Linked DNA regions of Homo sapiens: region 1 is linked to region 2. A link is a contact called in ENCODE Hi-C or POLR2A ChIA-PET data. All regions are on one chromosome and are shown on one strand. Each heading gives the region's core, a stretch centred on a gene start or an enhancer-like site at or near the end of the contact. The rest is flanking DNA. Distances are from core to core; before and after follow the strand shown.

Region 1 (6,002 bases), core at 730-3,229, 260 kb after region 2:
GAGCTGGGATTTGAACCCCAGCACCCACGCTTCTAACCACCACACAGGCTTCCTCTCATGAGTAAGCTGAGAACATCCTTATTCCTGGCTCTCCCAGTGCTTCCTGGACCACACAGCACGTGGTTCCAGCTTCCCCCAGGCCCTCCAAAGAGGCTGGGCTAGATGAGGCCAGACAAGAAGTGGGAGTGAGGTTTCCAAGCCAGGCCCTCATGGCACTCAGCCCTCCTCAGCAGGACAGCGAACCGCGTGACCTTCCCCCACTGTCGGCATGTGGAGGAAGCGTGGCTCCGACTGCCAGATGGGTCACCAAGTGAGGCTTAATTGTCCCAACCCAGGGGAGCCCCCGTGGGGTAGAGGGGTACTCTGGACACCCATAGGGGCTGCACTGATCATCTTTCTTGTCTGGACTCCAAGGCCCTGTTTTAACTCTCTGATGTCCGTAGGATAATTTTCCTTCTGAATCCAAGGATTAGAAAGTAAAAACCAGTCACCAGAATAATAATATGTCAGAACCTGGAAGAAGCTCTGGGATCCCCTCTTTGACAGAAAACCAGAGACAGGGTGACATGCCCAAGGCAGCACCTGCTGACCCTAAGGCCCCCACCAGCGGCCTGTTCCAGCTTCCCCCAGCCCCCTCTGTGCAGGTCCTACCTCAGGGGCCTCCACAGGGTGGCTGAGGTGTCATTGGTGACAGCCAGGAGGAAACAGGCCTCCTTTCCCCATTCTTTCTCTCTGGAGTTTAGAAAGCAGAGCCGAGCTCTGCAGACCAGAACGTAGGCAGCCTCATTCTGGACTCAGTGTCACCAGGGGGCACTCAAGCCCGACCCTGGCCTCTGCTGAGGTGGGCCATGGCAGCTTCCCTCCCTCAGTACCCTGCCTCTGCCCACCCTCCCCACCCTGCCTCCCCACCCAGGAAGGACCCATCAGCCCACCCTCTCCAGCCCCTCGGGAAGCTCTTTGCCAAGGCGGGGTGAGATCCTATGACAGGAGCCGGCCCAGGACACAGTGACCCCTGAAGTCTCCTGGGCTCCTGGGGCTGCCACTCCCATCTGGAGGCATTTGGCAACTGGCCTCTGCCTCCCTGAGCCTCAGATTTTCCGTGTATGAAGGGGACTCATAAACCTCACAGGGTTTCAGCAAGGCACCTGCCGCCCTCTGACCCCACGCTGCAGGGACAGTCCTCACCCCCCTCTCACCTCTGAGACTGCCCCTCCACAGATGCCCTGAACATGCCCATGCCCAACCTTCAGAGCACAGACACCTCCTCGGGAGGTCTTCCCTGCTGCCCTCAGACACCCAATAACATGAAACACTCCCAAAGCACCTACAGTGTGTCAGGCACTGTTCAAACACACTAGATACACTACTTCCTTAATCCATATCCCAACCCTGGGAGTGGGGGGCTCAAGTATTATTCCCACTTCACAGATATGGAAACTGAGGCCCAGAGACCACCAGCCAGTAAATAGCTGGACCCAGGGAGGCCACCTTCACAGTAAGCACCCTTAACTACCATGCCGGGTAGCGTCCTTACTGTCCCAGAAGCGTGCTTGCTTCCTCTTTACATGAACCACCCCGCTCTACATGTCTTCCCCTGAGCACACAGGACAGGACAGGACAGGACAGCTCAGTCAACACTGTCAAAGCCATGACTCGTGGGAAGGAGCATCCCTCCAGGCATGAGTGAGCTCAGCACGGCACAGGTGTGCCAGGATGACCTCCTCTGATATTTCTGCCCTGCTTGTGTTCTCTTTGGGATGCCCCCACCCCCATCCCCTGCCACCCAGGAGTTGCTTCCTCAGAGCCCCAGAGCTGTGTCCCTCTGGCTGAGGCAGCCCTGTGCCCATAGCCCTGGAACTCACTGGACTCAGGTAGGGAGCCTGGGAACCGCTGAAGGCCATCTCTCCGCCGCCTCTGTGGCCACCGCTGCCTTTCACACCCACTAGGAAGTCCTTTGTAGAGGGAACGACTTAACAAAGAAATAGAAACCAAAGCAACTTGGCTGTTATTCAATGGGGAGGAGCCGGCAGCAAAAGGAAGTGGGTCCAGAGAGAGAAAGGTATGGTACTGGGTGGACTGGGGTGACACTCACAGAGGGAAGTAGGCACTCCCAGCCCCAGTGACCTTTCCCTCCTCCCTCTCCTGTGCTCAACCCAAGCCTGAAGCATATTTGGTTCATAGAGGTCTACAATGCTTGACCACACTGACATGACAGCAAGTTGCCAGATGACACTGCCCAGAAGTATGTGGCTGTGTGTCCTAAGCATGCTTGGCCACGGAGTCCAGAAAATAATGGGGCTGGGCATTGCCTGTGCACAGGGTGCTTGTGGGGAAGGGCGGCTTCAACCCATTTTACATACAGAGAAGCTGAGGCTCAGAGTCTAAGGGGCATGCCCCAGGTCACACAGCTAATTCGTGGCCGCCTGAACTTTATGAAGATTCTCAGACTCTTCAAAAAGTATTTCTCCTGTTTAAATTTATATTATTCATGTAAAAACATAATTATGTAGAGGGGAATATTTTGCAAGAAAAACACCATAATGAATATTTTTATTCTACAGTATGGGGTGCCCAGGAGCTTCTGATCCTCCCTCTCAATGAATCTCTCTTGATTCTCTTCTCCTTCTCTTCTCCATCCTTATTTTCTGCACTTTAGGATGAGGAGAGAAGTCTTGGACATGATAGAACATTTCAAGTGACATGGGGCTGGGAAGGAACATATGGCATGTGCAGGTCGTGGGGGAGGGAGCCATGAAATAAACTTACCTGAAGTCGACCAGGTCCCAGCGATGTGCTGGTGAGAAGGCCCAGAACTCAAGCTGGGTAGGGTAAGTGCTGGCAGGTAAGGGCTGTACGGGTGCGAGAGGATGGCAGGTGCCCCAGGGCCATACGTGAGTCTGCACCTCTCTTCCTTCCTGTGCTCCACCTAGATGCACTAGAATTTGCAGACTAATTCCTTTGAGATGCTCCAATAGACTGAGGCCATGTGTGCCATCTGCACTGTCCATCCCCATTATGTTCCTGGATCAAGTACCAGTTTAAGGAGTAGACAGTACAAGGGGAGCAGAAAGGAGAGAAAGGAAGGGAAATTCTTTGCGATCCTCTCGGACACCAGGGACAATTTCATCACGGCACATCATTTGTAGGCAATCACAAATTGATTGCGATACGCAACAACTGGAACTCTCATTCACAGCAGACTGGAGTGTAAAATAATCCAACTTAGAAAAATGGGCAGGGCGTGGTGGCTTATGCCTATAATACCAGCACTTTGAGAGGCTGAGGCAGGAGGATCACTTCAGCCCAGGAGCTTGAGACCAGCTCGGGAAAGGTTGGAAGACCCTGTCCCTACATATAATTTAACAAACAAATTAGCCAGGTGTGGTGGTGCACACCTGTGGTCTCAGCTACATGGGAGGCTGAGGTGGGAGGCTCACTTGACCCCAGGAGGTCAAGGCTGTAGTGAACCCTCATCACGCCACTGCACTCCAGCCTGGGTAATAGAGCAAGACTCTGTCTCAAAAAATTGAAAAATAAAAAATAAAAAGAAAAACTGCTTGGTGAGTTGTAATACAGTCAAATATCTACTTCTATGTTCTGGCTTTTCTACTTCTAAAAAATTACCCAAGAGAAAGGAAAACATATGTGCCTGTTTTTAACAGCTTTACTCATCATTGCCCCAGGCTGGAAACAGTGCAAATGTTCACCAAAGGAGAAGGGAGAAATGAATTGTGGTTTTCATACAACAGAGTAGCCCTCGGCAATAAAAAGGAGCTAGGCCACAGGAAACATCAATGGGCCTCGCAACTGAGCAGAAGAAGCCAGATCCAAACTTGACTTGAAGTGTTGTTCAAGTCAAGTTGAACAACAGGCCAGAATGGCGTCACCCTTGGGGGTCTCTGACTGGGAGGGGCAGGAAGGAGTCTTTGAGAGGCTGGAAATGTTCTGGATCTGGTTCTGGGTGGCGATCACACAGGTATTTACATCCATTAACAACAGGCTGAGGCTGGGTGCAGTGGCTGACACCTGTAATTCAGCACATTGGGAGGCTGAGGCGGGAGGATTGCTTGAGCCCAGGAGTTCGAGACCAGCCTGGGCAGCATGGCGAGACCTTGTCTCTACTAAAAATCAAAAAAATTAGTGGGGCATTGTGGTGCACACCTGTAGTCCTGGCTACAGGAAGGCTGAGGCAGGAGGATTGCTTGAGCCTGGGTGGTTGAGGCCACAGTGAGCTATGACCATGCCGCTGCACTCCAGCTTGGGTGACAGAGCAGGACCCTGTCTCAAAACAAAACTCAAAACAGAAAACCAGGATCTGTACATTTTACTCTACCTAGACAATATTTCCATAAAATACTGCTAAAAGAAAAAATCTCCCAGAGCCCAAGGAGACACAGGCACAGCTCAGAGTTCTAGCAAATCAGCACCTTAGCATCACCTTGAGCCTTGGAGGTGAGTCACAGGTAAGCAGCCTCACTATTGAGTCCAGCCTATAAAGGAGGGTCCTCTGCTCCACACCCTGCCTGGAGGGGCCCCAGTAAGGTCATACCCAAAGGCTGATGTGTTTTTAGACCAATCAACACAGTAGGGAGACACTTTGAGGCACAGTGCCGGCACCCTTCAGTCACCACAATCCATTCGCAGTGGTTAACCCTGGTCTTCAGGAGATGAGAAGCAGCCCTCGTGAATGTTTCTTCTCAGAGCTCTAGTATTCAAAGTCGCAGACCTGTCTCGGAGGCTCTGTTCTCTGCCCTGTAGACTGAGGGATCTTTTCAAAATGTGAGTCTGCCACCTCACACTCATTAGGATGGCTGTGATTAAAAAAAAAAAAAAAATCCAGGAAATAACAACTGTTGGCTAGATTGTGGGTAAACTGGAACTCTGTGAAAACAGCATGGCTGTTACTCAAAAATCTCAACATAGAATTACTATATGATCCAGCAATTCCACTTCTGGGTATATCCCCCAAATAACCAAAAACAGGAACTCAAAGAGACATGTGAACACCCATGTTTGTAGGAGCATCATTCACAAAAGCCAAGAGGTGAAAGCAACGCATGTCCATCAATGGATGAGTGGTCAACAAAATGTGGGCCAGACATACAATTCTATAGATAGTACAAATAGCCCACGTTTGAATCTTGGCCCTGTCATTTAATTCTTGTGTGATCTTCAATAAGTTCCTTAATTTCTCCAAGCTTCCTTTCCTCACCCATAAAATGAGGCAAATGAATGTGAACCTTAGAGAGATGCTGTGGGGATTAAATGGGCTAATGCATGAAAAGGACTTGGGGCTGAGCTCCGCACGTAGTGCCCACACACCAGCACCTTTAGAGTCACTCCTGGACTGCACTGATCCTGCGCCCAGACCCATTCACCTTCGCCAGTAGTAGACTTCCTCAAGAAGGAATCCTTCCATCTGCAGTGACACCTCCAGCACAGAGGGCCTCGGCAGGGCAGTCAGTGATGCCCGCAGACACCTGAGTCCTGTCGTACAATGCAGGGGGCCCTGGGTCGTCTTGTCCAGTTCCCTTTGGAAACCTCATTGTATTGGTACAGCCGTACTGAACCACATTAATCACTAAAACATGCATGCACATCCCCCCCACTGAGAACATTCTCTTTGAGCGTATTCTACCTCCATAAAGTCAGATATATGGTTCTAACTGCTTCCTAATGGCAAATTAACAGTGCAACTCTCTCCTGTAAACAGACTATGACAAAACAGTACTTGGTTTGCCTCACTCAGTAAATCCAGTAGTAGTTTAAGGCAGCAGTCACCAAACTTTTTGGCACCAGGGACCAGTTTCATGGAGGGCAATTTTTCACGGATGGAAAGGGATATACAATGATTTCAGGATGAAACTTTTCCACCTTAGATCATCAGGCATTAGACTCAGATTCTCCTAAGGAGCGCACAACCTAGATCCTTCACATGTGTAGTTCACAATAGGGTTTGTGCCCCTATGAGAATCTAGTGCCGCTGCCTAACTTCATCCTAT
Region 2 (6,408 bases), core at 531-3,030:
CATGGTAAAAATGGTTGGGGTTTTATCAGATTATGAGACTGGTGTCATTTTAAGTGAATGTTTGGACTAGTAAAAATTATTTCATTTTACTATTGAAGCTGTAAGAACCTAAGGTTGCTGTCAAGTTGAAAGGTTCAAATTCAATTATTTTCAAATCTAGGTTTCCATTGTGACTTGGAAAAAAAATTAGAGATTATTGTTCAAATCTCTCCTACTTTGGATTTTTTTTTCTTAGTATTTGGATGTTTATAAGAAATTGTTGTGAAAGTTAAAATCTTGTGCGTTTGTAAAATTGGAAGAGGCACAAGTGATTCTGAAGGTGGAGCCTTTCAGAGGTAAAGCAAACAGCTTGCATCTTCAATATTTTATGAGATCTAGGTATTAGAACCATGTTTCTGATGCAGGAATACAGCTATCTAGGAACAAAAGGGAGATGAGACTACAGAACAGACTGTGAAATTTCTTAAAATTATTAAATGATCCTAAGACTGAGCACAGGAGTGGATGATGTTACTGCAGATTGTTCTTAATAAGGGCTTTAAAAGCTTAATGATTTATTGATTGGCTCTGCATTAATGACGTGCCCTTGATTATGCATGTGTAAATAAGAGGGCTGATTTATGAGGGTACAATTGTATCTTTCAGATATATTTGTCCAAGTCTACATCTTTAAAATAAATGGAAGCAATTATCTGAATATTTCAAGGGAGGGAACCCCACCTTCCCATCCCCCACCCCCGATTTGAGGGAAGTCTAGTATGTTAGGTGAAGAGAAAAAAAAAGAAAAGAGGAAGCTCTAAAGGGAGTTAGGAACAAAACAAAACTTCCGTTAAGAAATATCCCTGCTTCTCTTATCCTAAGAGAAGAAAAACAGATTCCCAGGTGCCACCGGGGAGCAATGTTTTACTTAAAAAAAAAAAAAGAAAAAGGAAAAAGAAAAACCTGTAAGAAGTTGTCCTGTTAAATCAACGACACATGGAGTCTGAAGGAAATCAGCCTTTTCGTTACAAACAGGTTTAAAAAGCCCTGGAGAAGAGAGACGTGAACAGAAGCAATATTATCCACTAACAACCTAACTCCCGCTTAGACATCAGCTGAGAGATCAGCAGCATCATTGAACAGGGGGGTTTGTCTTAAGATAATGACTCATCTTGATTTCTTTCAGGATATAAAACTTGTATTTAAATCAATTCAGAGAAGCACTTGAGCTTTAAACATTAGAGAGCAGGGAGAGCCTATTTAATAAACAGCATTATTTCATTTTCAAAGAATGATACTGGCAGTAGCTCTAAGTTTAAATTTTGTATTATTTTCCTCAATTATAATTATAGATGGGTCTGAAAGGAAGCATGCTTATTACTGTCATATTTATTCTTTTGACAGGTGTTATGGGACTGTAATTTGGTGAAATGATTCAAAACGCAGATTCCTATCCAAACACAATTCTTGTCATCAACACGAGAGGTTCAGGAAAAGTCCTCCAGCAAGCCTTTCAGAGATCTTGAACACCCCATATTCATAGCACAATCCATATTCAGGAATAAGGAGGAGAGAGTGCCTTTAGGGCTTATATCCGGCGTAGCAACAGCCAGAAGGCAGAGTGGGTGTTTGAGGTAACAGGTAACGAAGGCTGTTAGTGGGGACAGCTTTCAACTGGGTGGGGTCGGATCTAGGAAGAGGCACCCAGTAGGACCCCGAGTCCCGCGCGCGGCCGGCAGAGGGCGCTGGGCTCACCGTCGCCGGGCAGGGGCGGTGCCGCTCAGTCCCCGGGGCGCAGGCGCACTCGTCGCCGCGGCGGCGTCCGGGGCTGGCGTTCCCCTGGAGGCTGGTGAGCCGCGCTGCGCAGGCCGAGGCCGAGGGCGGGGGCGCGGGGGCAGCGGCGGCCGGAGCCACTGGGTGGCGGGGGCGGGCTAGGGATGTGGAGGCCTCGGGTGTCCTCGGATCTATTGAAGACCTAGGGGCGACCCGCGCCGGCACCTTTTCCCTTGCGGTCTGCGCTCTTCCACCGGAGAGCTGAGTGCACCGGAGCGCGGCGCCCGGGCTTGACGCAGGCCTGGCCGGGCGGCCTCGGAGGAGCAGGAAAGGCCTGCAGCGCGAGCTAGGGGCGCGAGGTCCGGGGCAGCCCGGAGGCCAGCCTCTCAGAGGCTCACGGGCCTGGCCACTTTTAAAAGGAGAATGTCCCCTCCACCGTCCCTCTGCCCGCGGCACCCGGTGGCCGGAGCAACCTTGTCGTGATGATTTATGCTTCTGCGTAAGAGCAAGTTGCTCCGTGGCCAAAACCCTTTCGCTCCTAGGATTGATCCTTTTTGTGGTTATTGTTTTAAAAAGTTTTATTGAGATATAATTCACGAAGCATACAGTTCACCCATCTAAAGTGCACAATTCAGTGTCTTTTAGTGTGTTTGCAGAGTTGTGCAGCTGTCACCATAATGTTTTAGAACATTACCCCCCAAAAGAAACACCTCCTTTAGCTGTCACTCCCCCCTCCCATCTACTCCCATTCTCCCAGCCCTAGGCAACCACCAATGTACTTCTGTCTCTGTACTTTTGCCTATTCTGGATGTTTCGTATAAATGGAATCATACATTAAGTAGCCCCTTGTGACTGGGTTTGTTCACTTAGCGTAATGTTTTCTGGGTTCACCTGCCATAGGTTCTTGACTTCAGGACAGTTTCCTGCTGGCTTTAGTTTCCTCTGGTAACTTGGGAATCAATTGACATCTATGGAACTTCTGTTATGGTTCAGGTACTATAAACTGTGGAGGAGTGACTAATAACCGTATATATATTTTTCTTACTAATTTCCCTTCATTTCACAGGTGTTGAACTAATACAGTATAGTTTCTTGTTCTTCAGAAGCTTACAGTCAGCAAGGAACAGAAAGCCAAATAAAGTAGGAAAGGGTAAGATGTTCAACGCTGGGCGCAGTGGCTCATGCCCATAATCTCAGCACCGTAGGAGGCTGAGGAAAGAGGATCACTTGAGCCTAGAATTTTGAGACCAGCCTGGGCAACATAGTAAGACTTCGTTTCTATAAATAATTAAAAAAATTAGCCAGACGTGGTGGCGTGTGCCTGTGATCCCGGCCACTTGAGAGGCTGAGGTAGAATCGTTTGAGCCCGGGCAGTTGTGACTGCAGTGATCCCTGATCATGCTACTGTACTCCAGCCTGGGTGACAGAGTGAGACCCTGTCTCAGGACAAAAAAAAAAAAAAAAAGATGTTCAAGCACTTAAGATGTGCCAGCCCCTGTGCTAGGCACTTTCCATAAGTTAGCTAGGTTGGTCTTTACAAAACCCCTGTGAGGTGGGTTATTCTTTTCTCCAGTTTACAGTGGGGGAAGCAGAAGTCCAGAGAAGTCAACCAGGTTGGCCAGGATTACACAGCTAGTAGATAGCAGAGGTAGGCTTTTAAACTAGGGTTCTTTGTCTCCAAAACCTGCTCTAAGTTCTGTCACATCGATTATAATCACAATAAGTGATTACAGAGCAGTGTGATGACTGTAATAGGGGTGTGAACAGCATGGGATGAAAGCCTGAAGGAGGTGACAGGGAACTGGATCTCTAAGGATGAAGGGGAATTCTTGAGGCAGGTGAAGAAGTCAAGGTAGGGGAAAGCACAGCATGTTTCAGAGATGGTATTAACAATAACAGTTAGTAGGAAACATGTAGTGTGTGCCAGGCATCATGCTTAGTAGTCTAGGAGCGTTATTTCATCCTTACAACAGTCCTATGTAGGAAATACTATTTATTAGGGACCGCATTGACAGATGGGGAACAGACTTCGAGATAGAAGTTAAGAAACTCGTCCAGGGTCCTAGAACTAGCAGGTGATAGAACCAGGATTTGAACCCAGACTGTCTGATCCCAGAGTCCTCCAAGTTCAGTCTGTGGCTAAAATGCAGGAAGTGTGGGAAGGACAGCAGGAGGGGAGACTGATGAGAGGGATTGAAACAGATCTCAGAAGGCCATGGGTAGAGAACTCTCTACAGAGGTTCTGAGGAAGGGGAGTGACAGGGTGTGCTTTTTAGGAAGTGTTCTTGGGTGGCACCATGTGGATTGGGCTGGAAGGAGGGAGACAGATCAGGAGGTATTCGGATAGTCCCAGCCAGGTATGGGTACAAAGCTGGGAACCAAGGTAATGCCAACAGGGATGAAGGGGGCAGGGAGGGGGTGAGGGGACTTTAGAGCCTTGGCTATGTAGGAGAGGGACTGGGGGAGGCAGGGATTGCTGCCCCATTGCTAGCTTGGGAGAACACAGATGTGCAAGATGGAGCCCTGGAGTGGGTGGGGGTGGGAAGCAAAACCACTCCATTCCTATTTTTCAACTTTTCCCTTCAAGAAGAGTAATTGCATATTTAAAAAATGGCCTGTGCAGGCTTAATTTAGCGTGTATCAGTGCTCAATAGGGCATAATTTCTGGTTATTTTCTGCAGTTCCATTCTTTCGTCTTTTTTTAATATATGACTTTTTCCCACTTATTTTTAGGTGCCTATATCGGGACATAGATTAGGGAAAAGGACAGTGGGGTTAAATGGGACTGTGGGCCTGCTTCTCAACATCTGTGCCAGTGATAACACTTGGCTTCCAGGAAATTCCCTTTGTAGCTTTATTTTCTCTTTTTAAAAATTCTGTCATATTCTCCTTTGGATTTGGTAAGAGCTTTGTTGTTAAGCATTTCTTTAGTTGCTCCTTTCCTTTATCTGTGTAATTGATGTCAGCCTGGTGACTCTTTCTTTCTTTTGATTTTTTTTTTCCATCTATATGCAGGGGGAAGCTGCAGACGATGTCCTTGGGTTTCAGAAAGGCATGGAGCAAGGTTTTGTAGAGAAGATTGAGGAGTACTGGATAATAGTGCAGTCAAGTGCCTTTATAAGTGCTTGAACCTGGTCATGCATGAACCCTGCCAGAGTTCTTTGTGGGGTCCTTAGCCCTGATCTGGTCAGTATTTTTATGAGTGGCTCAGACATAGCAGGTAGATTCACGAAGCAGATAAGGGCATAGTCTTTGGAATCAAATAGACCTAGGTTCTATTCCGGGCCTTGCTCTATACTAGCCTTGTTGCTCTTGGCAAATTACTTAACCTCTCAGGGCCTCAGTTTCCTCATCTATAAAATGGGACTAATGATACCTCCCTTAAAATATTGTTGTGAGGATTAAATGAGGTAACATGAAAAGCTCTCAAACTTGGCATGTCCTACTCATTCCCTGGATGGGAGCCATCGGCTTTGCAGAAGGCTCTGGGTCAGAGAGCTAGGTACACCAGACTGTTCATCTCTGTGGTCCTAGGGCTGGGTCCAGAGTTGTACAGGTGCTAGATGCTCTGAATGGCATGGCGTAGTTGACTGATGCTTACAGTATATAGGGTTACTGTCTTTCTCTTTGTCTTTACCCTGTGTTTACCTGGGGTGTGACTGTTTCTGTGCTCTTATTTTGTTGAATTGAGTTGATATAACAGACCCCCCTAAGGATGGTGGCAGATTGTGACTCTGGAATGACCTCATAAAATAAAAGATGGGGAAAGAGACTTAAGAACAGCTCATGGAGCCGGGTGCAGTGGCTCACACCTATAATCACAGCACTTTGGGAGGCCAAGGCAGGTGGATCACCTGAGGTCAGGAGTTTGAGACTGGCCGACATGGCGAAACTCCGTCTCTACTAAAAATAGAAAAATTAGCCGGGCATCGTGGCATGGACATGTAATCCCAGCTACTGGGGAGGCTGAGGCAGGAGAATTGCTTGAACCCGGGAGGCAGAGGTTGCAGTGAGCCAAGATTGCGCCATTGCACTACAGCCTGGGGAACGAGAGCGAAATGCCGTCTCAAAAAAAAAAAAAGAAAAAAGAAAAAAAGAGCAGCACATGGAAAAATGCCTTTGAGCCAAATGCCAGGGCCACGTGAGGGCCCCAGCAGAGAAGCAGTCTGAGCTGCATTCCTTGAATTCCCAGGTCAAAGGAGGTGACAGGGCCACTGCCTGTGGAGTTGGTCAGAGCATGGCCAAACTGTTGTTTTCCCATGGGACAGCAGGTTTAAGAGTGGTATCAAAAATAAAGGTACGTGTGTTGAGAGGAGGGCAAGTGGGACAGAGACACTTTGAGAGGCGACAGCACCTCCCCGCTGCTTACATTGGAAAAGGGACTAGGGAGGGGCTGGGATAGTTGACTGTGAATAATGAAAAGCTGGGCTTGGGAGGAGGTGAGGGAAGATTTTGTCCCAAAGAGTAGAGCTCTTTGTGGAGTGAGTAGAACTTTACAGCGGGGAATTTTAACTCAGAACTGGAGGGACTTTCCAATAGCTTGAGCAGAGCGAAAATGGGGGACTTGTGAGTTTCCTGCCACTTGGAGCACATGTAGGGAGAAAAGCTGGGTGACTTCCTGCCAGGTGTGTTTTTAAAGCGATTTTTTATTAGGAA

Evidence for each region. Hi-C counts contacts between places; a loop is a spot of excess contacts on that map. ChIA-PET counts read pairs that join two places held with the same protein, here RNA polymerase II (POLR2A). Pooled maps may share reads with other maps.
Region 1: a pooled map shows a loop between it and region 2 (2.5-fold over the local background). The contact joins the promoter of LGALS9 here to the promoter of LYRM9 in region 2. A Hi-C loop is called at or near these places in 1 of 168 maps with a recorded cell type or tissue (GM23248) and 2 of 50 pooled maps. POLR2A ChIA-PET finds 5 or more read pairs at or near these places in 1 of 52 experiments (HEK293).

What each region holds. Positions count from the first base shown.
Region 1 is chr17:27,627,165-27,633,166 of GRCh38, reverse strand. LGALS9 (galectin 9) reads right to left here and starts at 1,979. Exons shown (of 11, transcript NM_009587.3): 1 at 1,863-1,979. The coding sequence starts at 1,901. RefSeq lists enhancers at 1,950-2,069, 1,537-2,354.
Region 2 is chr17:27,888,737-27,895,144 of GRCh38, reverse strand. It overlaps LYRM9 (LYR motif containing 9), which reads left to right and starts at 1,780. Exons shown (of 4, transcript NM_001076680.3): 1 at 1,780-1,828. RefSeq lists a silencer at 1,599-2,148 and enhancers at 5,159-6,110, 6,111-6,408.